Linked DNA regions of Homo sapiens: region 2 is linked to region 1. A link is an interaction called in ENCODE POLR2A ChIA-PET data of the cell type or tissue named here. Cell type or tissue: GM12878. All regions are shown on one strand. Links, peaks and the distances in the headings refer to the core of each region. The heading gives the core; the rest is flanking DNA.

Evidence for each region. ChIA-PET counts read pairs that join two places held together with the same protein. Peaks named below come from ENCODE experiments on the same cell type or tissue, not always from the same donor. Only the 100,000 strongest peaks of a DNase experiment are listed, where the experiment ranks them.
Region 2: POLR2A ChIA-PET joins it to region 1 with 5 read pairs; 11 of 35 experiments call an interaction of 5 or more read pairs at or near these places.

The regions. Positions count from the first base shown.
Region 1 is chrX:119,699,729-119,705,104 of GRCh38, reverse strand. No RefSeq gene overlaps it. Among named protein-coding and RNA genes, the nearest start is that of SEPTIN6, 9.2 kb to the right of the region's middle. In GM12878, for the core only: no CTCF peak of the experiment used is centred there; no DNase peak of the experiment used is centred there.
Region 2 is chrX:119,772,226-119,777,601 of GRCh38, reverse strand. No RefSeq gene overlaps it. Among named protein-coding and RNA genes, the nearest start is that of SNORA69, 13 kb to the left of the region's middle. In GM12878, for the core only: no CTCF peak of the experiment used is centred there; no DNase peak of the experiment used is centred there; H3K27ac peaks cover 933 bases.

The sequences.
Region 1 (5,376 bases), core at 175-5,174:
CTTCAGTCTCATTTCATCCTGCTCTGGTCCCTGTGCACTTCAGCCACATCAGCTTTCTTTTCTTTTTGTTTCTTTCTCTCTTTCTTTCTTTTTTTTTTTTTTTGAGATAGGGTTTCGCTCTGTCGCCCAGGCCAGAGTGCAATGGTGCAATCACAGCTCACTGCAGCCTCCACCTCCAGACTCAAGCAATCCTTCCACTTCAGCCTCCCAAGTAGCTGGGACTACAGGTATGTGCTACTATGCCTGGCTAATTTTTTAACCTTTTTTTTTTTTTTTTTTTTTAGAGATGAGGTCTCACTATGTTGCTCAGGCTGGTCTCAAACTCCTGGCCCCAAGCAATCCTCCTGCCTTGGCCTCCCAAAGTGCTAGGATTACAGGTGTGTGTCACCACTCCCACCCTCTGTTTCTTGCATAGAGTTTTCATACATGCTCTTTCCTTTGCTTGGAATGCTCTTCCTACTCCCATCCTCCCTTTACCTTGCTCACACCCATTTAATCTTCTGATCTGAATTCAAACGTCACTTCCTCCATGAAGCCTCATAGATGGACATACTAGACTGCTAGACTAAGTCAAATCTGTCCCCATCCCACCCCACCACCATTATAGGCTCTCAGGGCACCATGAGTATCTCCTAGGTGCTCTTATTGCAGTTTTATTTTTTCATTAATGTGTGTGATATTGTTTGCTATCTGTCTTCCCTATTAGACTGTAAGCTCCATGAAGTCAGGGACCAAGTCTGCTTTTGCTCACTGTTAATCTCCAGCACTTAGTCTAGGACTTGACACACGGTAGGTACTCAATAAATATTTGTGGGATTAATGAATCACATAGTGACCTTTGTGTATAGGAAATACATAAAACTATGCAAGCTAGTATTTTTCCTTTTGCTATGCCTTCCAGAAAGCTAAAAATCATATTTAAAGCTTGCGATGGTTAATTTTATATGTCAACTTGACTGGGCCAAGGGATTCCCAGAAATAGGATGTGTCTGTGAACATGTTTCTGGAAGAGATTAGCATTTGAACTGGTAGATTGAGTAAAGCAGATGGCCTTCCCCAATGTGGGCATCATCTAATCTGTTGAGGGCCTGAATAGAAGGAAAAAACAGATGAAGCTGGGCCCAATGACTTATGCCTGCAATCCCAGTGCTTTGGGAGGCTGAGGCAGGAGGATTGTTTCAGACCAGGGGTTCAAGATCAGCCTGCACAACAAAGTGAGACCCTGTCGCTACTAAAAATAAAAAAAATTAGCTGGGCATGGTGGCAAGTGCCTGCAGTTCCAGCTACTTGGGAGCCCAAGGCAGAAGGAATTCTTGAGCTTATGAGCCCAGGATTTTGAGGCTGCAGTCAGTGAGCTATGATTGTGCCACTGCACTCCAGCCTTGGGGACAGAGTAAGATCCCGTCTCTTAAAAAAATGCAGTGGAAGATTGAGTTGCCTTTCTTTCCCTAACTGTTGATCTGAGGCATTTCTCTTCTCCTGTCCTTGGATCTTTTTTGTTTTTTTAAAGACAGAATCTCACTCTGTGGCCCAGGCTGGAGTGCAGTGGCATGATCTCAGCCCACTACAACCTCTGCCTCCTGGGTTCAAGTGATTCTCCTGCCTCAGCCTCCCAGGTAGCTGGGATTACAGGCCCCTGCCATCACTCCCGGCTAATTTTTGTATTTTTAGTAGAGATGGGGTTTCACCATGTTGGCCAGGCTGGTCTCGAACTCCTGGCCTCATGTGATCCACCCGCCTTGGACTCCCAAAGTGCTGGGATTACAGGCGTGAGCCACCATGCCCGGCCTCTTTGGACTCTTGGGCTGGCACTTACACCATCAGATCTTCTGGTTCTCAGGCCTTTGGATTCGAACTGGAATTTTGTGCCCCTGACTTTCCTGGTCTCCAGGTTGCAGATGGTAAATTGTCGGGCTTCTCAGACTCCATAATCATGTGGGCCAATTCTTTATAATAAATATCATATATGTTAATATAATAAGTATATAAAATTAATATACATATATTCTGTTTCTCTGGAGACTCCAGTGTAATACAAAGCTGAATCATAGCAATTATATCAACCCACTAGAAATAGCATATTTGAATTCTCTGTTTTGATCCTGATGTACCCATAAAATCTGTTTTGGAATGAGATGTGCGTGTGTGTGTGCATGGGTGTGCACATGTATCTGTGTACACAGTGTATGGGTACAAAAAGAAATCAGTACATAAATGCAAAGTATTGAGAGCTTGATATAAAATGGATATCTCATCTTGATCAATGAGTAATGGTGGTGATGGTGAAGCCAATATCTCACCAAGGTGTCATTATCATCTTTTTCTTTCTTTCTTTCTTTTTTTTTTTTTTTTGAGACGGAGTCTTGCTCTGTCACCAGGCTGGAGTGCAGTTACGTGATCTCGACTCACTGCAACCTCCACCTCCCAGGTTCAAGCAATTCTCCTGCCTCAGCCTCCCGAGTAGCTGGGACTACAGGCGAGCGCCACCACGCCCAGCTAATTTTTGTACTTTTAGTAGAGACACGGTTTCACCATGTTGGCCAGAATGGTCTTGATCTCTTGACCTAGTGATCCGCCCGCCTTGGCCTCACAAAGTGCTGGAATTACAGGCATGAGCCACTGTGCCTGGCCTTTTTTTTTTTTTTTTCTGACAGACTCTTGCTCTGTTGCCCAGGCTGGAGTGCAATGGTGTGATCTCGGCTCACTGCAACCTCTGCCTCCCGGGTTCAAGCGATTCTCCTGCCTCAGCTTCCCGAGTAGCTGGGACTACAGGCGTGTGCCACCATGCCCGGCTAATTTTTTGTATTTTTAGTAGAGACGGGGTTTCACCATGTTAGCCAGGATGATCTCAATCTCCTGACCTCATGATCCACCCGCTTTGGCCTCCTAAAGTGCTGGGATTACAGGCGTGAGCCACCACGCCTGGCTCATTACCATCTTTTTCTATCTGTCTCTTATTTTTCTGTGTCTTATTTCAATCCTCTCACAGTCTTTGTGACTTGTCTGTGGAGAACTGTGAGGCCACTGGGTACAGACCTTGTTTCTCTCAATTCTCTACCATATCTATGGGTTGTTGATCAGTATCACTCAACTTGCAGAACTCGGTGTCTTTGTAAACTTTTTTTTCTTGTGAAATATAACATACATCCAGAAGAGTTCCTAAAGCATAAAATACAGCAGAATCAATATTGATAAAGCAAACACCCATGTAAAGACCACCGGGAAGTAGAACATTGGTATTTATTGTCTGTACTACACCTTGGATACTGCCTTATGACGTATTTGGTATTTGCTATTTGACTTTGTGTGTATGTGTGTGTGTGTGTGTGTGTGTGTGTAGTCTCCCCAGTTAGACACCAAGCTCTTTCAGAACAAAACTATATTTTTTCTGGATATACCCCACCATTCCTTTTTTAGGTTCGGGGGTACACGTGTAGGTTTGTTACATGGGAGTGTTGCATGAGAAACTAGACTTTATATTTCTTTTCTTTTTTTTTTTTTTGAGATGGAGTCTCGCTCTGTCTCCCAGGCTGGAATGCAGTGGCAACATCTCGGCTCACTGCAACCTCTGTCCCTGCCAGGTTCAAGTGATTCTCCTGCCTCAGCCTCCCGAGTAGCTGAGATTATAGGCATGCACCACCACGCCCAGGAAATTTTTGTATTTTTAGTAGAGACGGGGTTTTACCATGTTGGCCAGGCTGGTCTCAAACTCCTGACCTCATGTGATCCGCCCGCCTCAGCCTCCCAAAGTGCTGGGATTACAGGCGTGAACCACCGCACTGGCCTAGACTTTATATTTCTTTATACATACTACAGTGCCTAGTGGAGGGTCCTAGATATGGCAGGTGCTCAATACTTTCTACAAGATCGTACTCTATGGCTCTGGGAATACTGCTGAGCAAACAACAGTTGTTTGGGGGAATACAAAATTATATCGTTTGTCTAAATCAGTGTGTATAAACCAGGGTATAAGGATAACTAGTATGTCATGATGTGGGTGGGAAGCCCAGCCTTCTCTTGAGTTCCAGGTCTTGCCTAGCTGAGGACTATTACAGTACCCTGCTAACTAGTCTCCCTCTAGTCTTTTTTTTTTTTTTTTGGCTCACTGCAACCTCCAACTCCCAGGTTCAAGCGAGTCTCTTGCCTCAGCCTCCCAAGTAGCTGGGATTACCAGCGCGTGCCACCATGCCTGGCTAATTTTTTTGTATTTTTAATAGAGACGGGGTTTCACTGTGTTGGCCAGGATGGTCTCGATCTCTTGACCTCGTGATCCACCTGCCTTGGCCTCCCAAAGTGCTGGGATTACAGGTGTGAGCCACCGCGCCCGGCTTCCTGCCTCTAGTCTTACCTTCATTCAATCAGTTCTTCATGTGGTGACTCAAGTGATCTGCATAAACATAGATCTCACTCTGTCATGCCACTGCTCAATAACCATTCACGCAGTAGTTCTCCAACTTTGATGTGCCTCAGAGCCGCCTGGAGTGCTTGGTACAAATCCACATTCTTTCTCTCATACAGAGATTCTGATTCAGCAGATCTGAGGTGGGCTCTAGGGCCCTGCATCTGTTAGGAACACTATAGGTGATTCTGATGCAGCTGGTTGGGTACCACCCATTAAGAAACAGGAATTCAAAGGCTCTTTTATTCCCTACACATTGAAACTTCAGCATCCATAGAATGGCACACAAGACCTTTAATGGGTGGCCCCTTGTAATGCTGAGTCTATTCCTTCCATGCCACTCCACTCTCATGTCGCTGTCACCAGCATTTCTTGCTTGAACTGCTACAGCAGTGTCCTCACTCCCAAGTCTTGCATATTTTTCTTTTTTAGAGTTGAGGTCTCACTCTGTTACCCAGGCAGTGCAGTGGTGCAATCATAGCTCACTGCAGCCTTGAACGTCTGAGCTCAAGTGATCCGCCTGCCTCAGCCTCCCAAAGTGCTGGGATTATAGGCATGAGCCACTGCACCTGGCCCCTAACTGCTTTAATCGCCTTCTGTTCCAATCTTTTTCCCAAGCTGGAGAGAGAGTGACCTTTCAAAATTGCAAATATGGGCTAGGCATGGTGGCTCACACCTGTAATCCCAACACTTTGGGAGGCCAAGGCGGGTGGATCACCTGAGGTCAGAAGTTCGAGACCAGCCTGACCAACTTGGTGAAACCCCATCTCTACTAAAAATACAAAAATTAGCTGGACCTGATGGCACAAGCCTGTAGTCCCAGCTACTCGGGAGGCTGAGGCAGGAGAATTGCTTGAACCCAGGAGGCAGAAGTTGCAATGAGTAGAGATCGTGCAACTGCACTGCAGCCTGGGTGAGAGAGCAAGACTCCATCTCAAGAAAAAAAAAAATTGCAAATATGTTCAAGTCACTCTCCT
Region 2 (5,376 bases), core at 317-5,316, 72 kb before region 1:
CTCACCTGCTGGGTGCCTTAGTGCTGCTTGGCCTTCCTCTCCCTCTCCTTACATGGCATCTCATCCTACAGGGCCGCTTTATGTGGCTTGGCCTTCTCACGGCATGATGGTCTTGGGTAGATGACTGCTTATGTGATGACTGGCCTGATCATGTGTTCCAAGAGACAGGAACTGGAAGCTGCCAGTCTCTTAAGACCTGGGCCCTAAAACTGGCACCGGGACCAGCTTCCTGGGGGTGGTCGTGCAGTTGCACAGGGCTCTGTGCTTAGCTTGATGCTCTGATTTTGCTATCTTGAAATCCCTTTTTTTTTTTTTTCTGAGATGGAGCCTTGTTGTGTTGCCCAGGCTGGAGAGCTATGGCGTGATCTCGGCTCACTGCAACCTCCACCTCCTGGGTTCAAGCGATTCTCCTGCCTCAGCCTCCCGAGTAGCCGGGATTACAGATGCATACCACCATGTCCGGCTAATTTTGTGTACTTTTAGTAGAGACAGGGTTTCAACATGTTGGCCAGACTGGTCTCAAACTCCTGACCTCAAGTGATCCACCGGCCTCGGCCTCCCAAAGTGCTGGGATTACAAGCGTGAGCCACCACGCCCAGTCTTTCTTGAAATTCTTAATTTCTTAAAAGGGGTCTCACATTTTCAGTTTGGGCTCCACAAATTACGTAGCTGGTCCCACCCAGACTGGGTTATCCCTTTTCCTGTATTTTTTTGGTCTAAGCAGTTCCAGAACCCATCCAGATTCAAGGGAAAGTGTGATAGAGGCCACCTCTCAATGGGAAGAGTATCAAAGGACTTATGGTCATCTTTAATCCATCACAGCATGGTATGGGAAAGGAGAAAGAGCACTGGTATCAAGAAATCTGAGGCTTAGTCCCAGTTTTACAGCTACAACTAGCCTGCCACTAACAAGCCACCACAGCTTTGGGGACCTGTTTTCTTCCATTTGAAATGAGGAAATTGGACTTGATCGCTAACCTCTAAAATCATGAACCTATAATGCCACATTTGTAACTGTCTAATGTACATCTAACATGGTGTTCATTAGAAAAACTGTTTCCAGGCCGGGCATGGTGGCTCAGGCCTGTAATCCCAGCACTTTGGGAGACTGAGGCGGGTGGATCGCTTGAGGTCAGGAGTTGGAGACCAGCCTGGTCAACATGGTGAAACCCCATCTCTGCTAAAATTATAAAACTTAGCCAGGCATGGTGGCAGGCACCTGTAATCCCAGCTACTTGGGAGGCTGAGGCAGGAGAATCGCTTCAACCCAGGAAATAGAGGTTGCAGTAAGCTGAGATCGCGCCACCGCACTCCAGCCTGGTGACAAAGTGAAACTCTGTTTCAAAAAATGAAAGAAAAAAGAAAAATTGTTTCCACGGGGCTCTCCAAAGGAAGAAGGGCATGGGAACTGAAGGCAAATGAATACAAAAAACACAACTATTAGTTAAATCAGAAAGCCTGTGGATCTAAATTCAAGGTCAGCTGCCTCCAACTCCCACTTGTTCATTCTCAAACACCCGTTTCAGACTATGAGGCAGATACATAGTGTTGTATCTGTGCTGGGTGCTGAGCTGCAGCAGTGAACCACAACCACAGGCCCACATCTTCTTGGACTCCCAGCCTACATGGAGGCAGATGACAGTGCCGACACAGCTCCTAGTGCAGAGTGCTGCGGCAAGGAAGGCACTAGGGTCTTGGGAACCTGTACCGAACACGGGAGGGACTGAGGAAGAGCAAACTGAGCCCTGGAGGCCCACGAGGAGCTAGGTTTTGCGGCTGAGGCTGCCGGGTGGAACGTTCATGTCCTATGCAGAGGAAACAGACTGTGAAAAGGCCCAGTCAAGAGAAAGCTGGGAGATCGGGAACTGAAAGTTACTGCATGGCAGGAGTGTAGAAAGGGGATGTATTCGTGGGTGAAGAAAGAGGATGCGAACAGGAAGTAGTGAATAGGAATGAGGCTGGAGAGGTAAGCAGACGCCAGATCACGAGGAGCCTCTAAGTCTTAAGTGAGAGCTTCAATTCTATCCTGAGGCCAAGAGAAACATTAAAGAGTTCAAAAGTAGACAGTGGCCTATCAGGTTTGGGTTTAAGAAATCATCGAGGTTAGTAGGCTGGGCGTGGTGGATCATGCCAGTAATCCCAGCACTTTGGGAGGCTGAGGCAGGCAGATCACCTGAGGTCAGGAGTTCAAGACCAGCCTGGCCAATATGGTGAAACCCCGTCTCTACTAAAAACACAAAAATTAGCTGGGCTTGGTGGCACATGCCCGTAATCCCAGCTATTCAGGAGGCTGAGGCAAGAGAATCACTTGAACCTAGGAAGCGGAGGTTGCAGTGAGCTAAGATCCTGCCACTGCACTGCAGCCTGGGTGACAGAGCAATACTCTGTCTCAAAAAAAAAAAAAGAAAAAAAAAAGGAAAGGAAAGAAAGAAAAAGAAAAGAAAAAACAGAATGTGTTTAACTTCCTGCAACCAAACCTGTGAACTCACCTGTATGTGCGCCCTCTTTTTCCTCCTGCACTCCTGTTATAATAATAACAGCTACCATTTATGCAATGTTCCTATGTGCAAGACACAATGGTAAGCATATTACATGCATTATCTCCTTTAATGATCAGCCCAAATTTATGAGGCAGGTACTCATAATTCCTTTTTTTTCCCCCTTGAGACGGAGTCTCACTCTGTCACCCAGGCTGGAGTGCAGTGGTGCGATCTCGGCTCACTGTAACCTCTGCCTCCTGGGTTCAAGCAATTCTCTGCCTCAGCCTCCCGAGTAGCTGGGATTACAGGCACCTGCCACCATGCCTGGCTAATTTTTGTATTTTTAGTAGAGACGGGGTTTCACCATCTTGGCCAGGCTGGTCTTGAACTCCTGACCTTGTGATCCACCCGCCTTGGCTTCCCAAAGTGCTGGGATTACAGGCATGAGCCACCAGTCCTGGCCAATTCCATTGTATTATAGTCAAGGAAAGTAAGACTCAGGGAGAGTGAGTGACTTACCCAGGGTCTCACAGCTAGAAGGTGGTAGAACTAAGCTCTAATCAGACTGTCTGACTCCAGAGTCTCCTCCTCTGTGAGACAAATTCCTAGTCCTATGCTCTGCCTTATCCCTTCCCACCTCTTGGGAGCTTTGATCCATTGACTATTCGTGTTGACTCCTCTGTCTTCCTACTTCTCCTTTTCTTTTGAGTCCTTTGTGTCATTACACAAACAAGCTGTGCCTCCCAAGCCAAAATAAAACCCCTCTCCTGGCCGGGCACGGTGACTCATGCCTATAATCCCAGCACTTTGGGAGGCCGAGGCAGGCAAATCACGAGGTCAGGAGTTTGAGACCAGCCTGGCCAACATGGTGAAACCCCGTCTCTACTAAAAATACAAAAATTAGCTGGGCATGGTGGTAGGCGCCTGTAATCCCAGCTACTCGGGAGGCTGAGGCAGGAGAATCGCTTGAACCCGGGAGGGGGAGGTTGCAGTGAGCCGAGATCACGCCACTGCACTCCAGCCTGGGTGACAGTGCGAGACTCTGTCTCAAAAAAAAAAAAAGAAAAGAAAAAAACCCTCCAGTAACCCCACAGCTACCTCCAGTTCTCTCTTGATTTGCTTATCCACGTATCCAACTGTCTATTGGATCTCTTCACCTCGATGTCATATAGCCAATCTCAAACTTAATGTATCCAAAACAAGTTTTGATCCCCTTCCCCTACCCACCAAAAAAACCTATTCTTCTCATGGCCCTTCCTCTCAGTAAATGACACCACCATCCACCCTGTTGCTCAAGTCAGAAACCTGAGCATCACCCTTGCCACCTCTGTCTTCCTCCTCCCCTACATTCAGTCAATCACAAGTCTTGTTGATTCCATGAAATCTCTCTTATCTGTCCATCTGACTCTACAGACCATAGCCTCTTACCAGTCCCTCTAATCCTAGCCTACTCCTCTCCATCCCGAATCAGTGGGTTCTCAGCAGCAGTCCACATGCTAACGTTGATGCTTTTTTTTTTTTTTTTGAGACAGAGTCTCACTCTGTCACCCAGGCTGTAGTGCAGTGGCGCGATCATGGCTCACTGCAGCCTCGACTTCCCAGGCTCAGGTGATCCTCCCATCTCAGCCTCCCAGGTGGCTGGGACTATAGGCATGTGCCACCATGCCCAGCTAATTGTTTTCTATTTTGTAGAGATGGGGTTTTGCCATGTTGCCCATGCTGATTGAGAACTCCTGGGCTCAAGTGATCCACCCGCCTTGATTCTGTAATCTGTGGGATTACAGAATCCTAGTACTTTGGGAGGCTGAGACAGGCAGATCACCTGAGGTTGGGAGTTCGAGACCAGCCTGGCCAGCATGGTGAAACCCCGTCTCTACTAAAAATACAAAAAAATTAGCCGGGCGGGGTGGCAGGCGCCTTTAATCCCAGCTACTCGGGAGGCTGAGGCAGGAGAACTGCTTGAACCCGGGAGGCGGAGGTTGCAGTGAGCCGAGATTGCGCCATTGCACTCCAGCCTGAGCGACAGAGCAAGACTCCATCTCAAGGAAAAAAGAAAAGATGCCCGGGGCCTCATGAGTGAGTGTAATGGGTAGAGTGTTAACATAGCCTGAGCAGCAGGGAAGACATCCCCAAGGAGGTAACATTTAATCTGACACCTGAAATGAAGGATGAGTGGGTGAATGAAGGATGAGTGGGTCAGGTGAAGTCAGGAGCAAGGGAGAGGGGAAAGTGTTTCTGGAGAGTGAACAGCATGCAGGAACCCCAGGGTTGAGAAGAACATGGCTGTTCGAAGGATCAGCAAGGAGGACTGAGTGGCTGGAGCAGAGTGAGGGAGGGTAAGTGGGGAAGGGAAAAAACAACTTTGGGAGAGGCAGGGAGGGTGCAGTGGCTCATGCCTGTAATCCTAACACTTTGGGAAGTTGAGGAGGGTGGGCCACTTGAGCCCAGGAGTTGGAGACCAGCCTGGGCAACAGGGTGAAACCCTGTCTCTACAAACAATACAAAAAGCTAGCCTGGTGTGGTGGCATGCACCTATAGTCCCAGCTACTCGGGAGGCTGAGGTGGGAGGATCACTTGAACCCGGGAGGTCGAGGCTGCAGTGAGCTGTAATCACACCACTGCACTCCAGCGTGGGTGACAGAGTAAGCATCTGTCTCAAAAAAAAAAAAAAAAAAACAAAACAAAACAAACAACAACAACAAAAAACAGGACTTTGGGAGAGAATGTAGAGTGAAGAGAAAAGCTTCCAGAACTTCATCCTGGTAAACCCCAGCAATTAAAGCCATAGGAGGTTATGGAAGACTAGACAAGAGTTTCAAACAGGAGGAAGTAGCCAACATTGTTCAGTGCTGCCAAGAAGTGAACTAAGATAAGGACTTGGATTTGGCAGATGGGA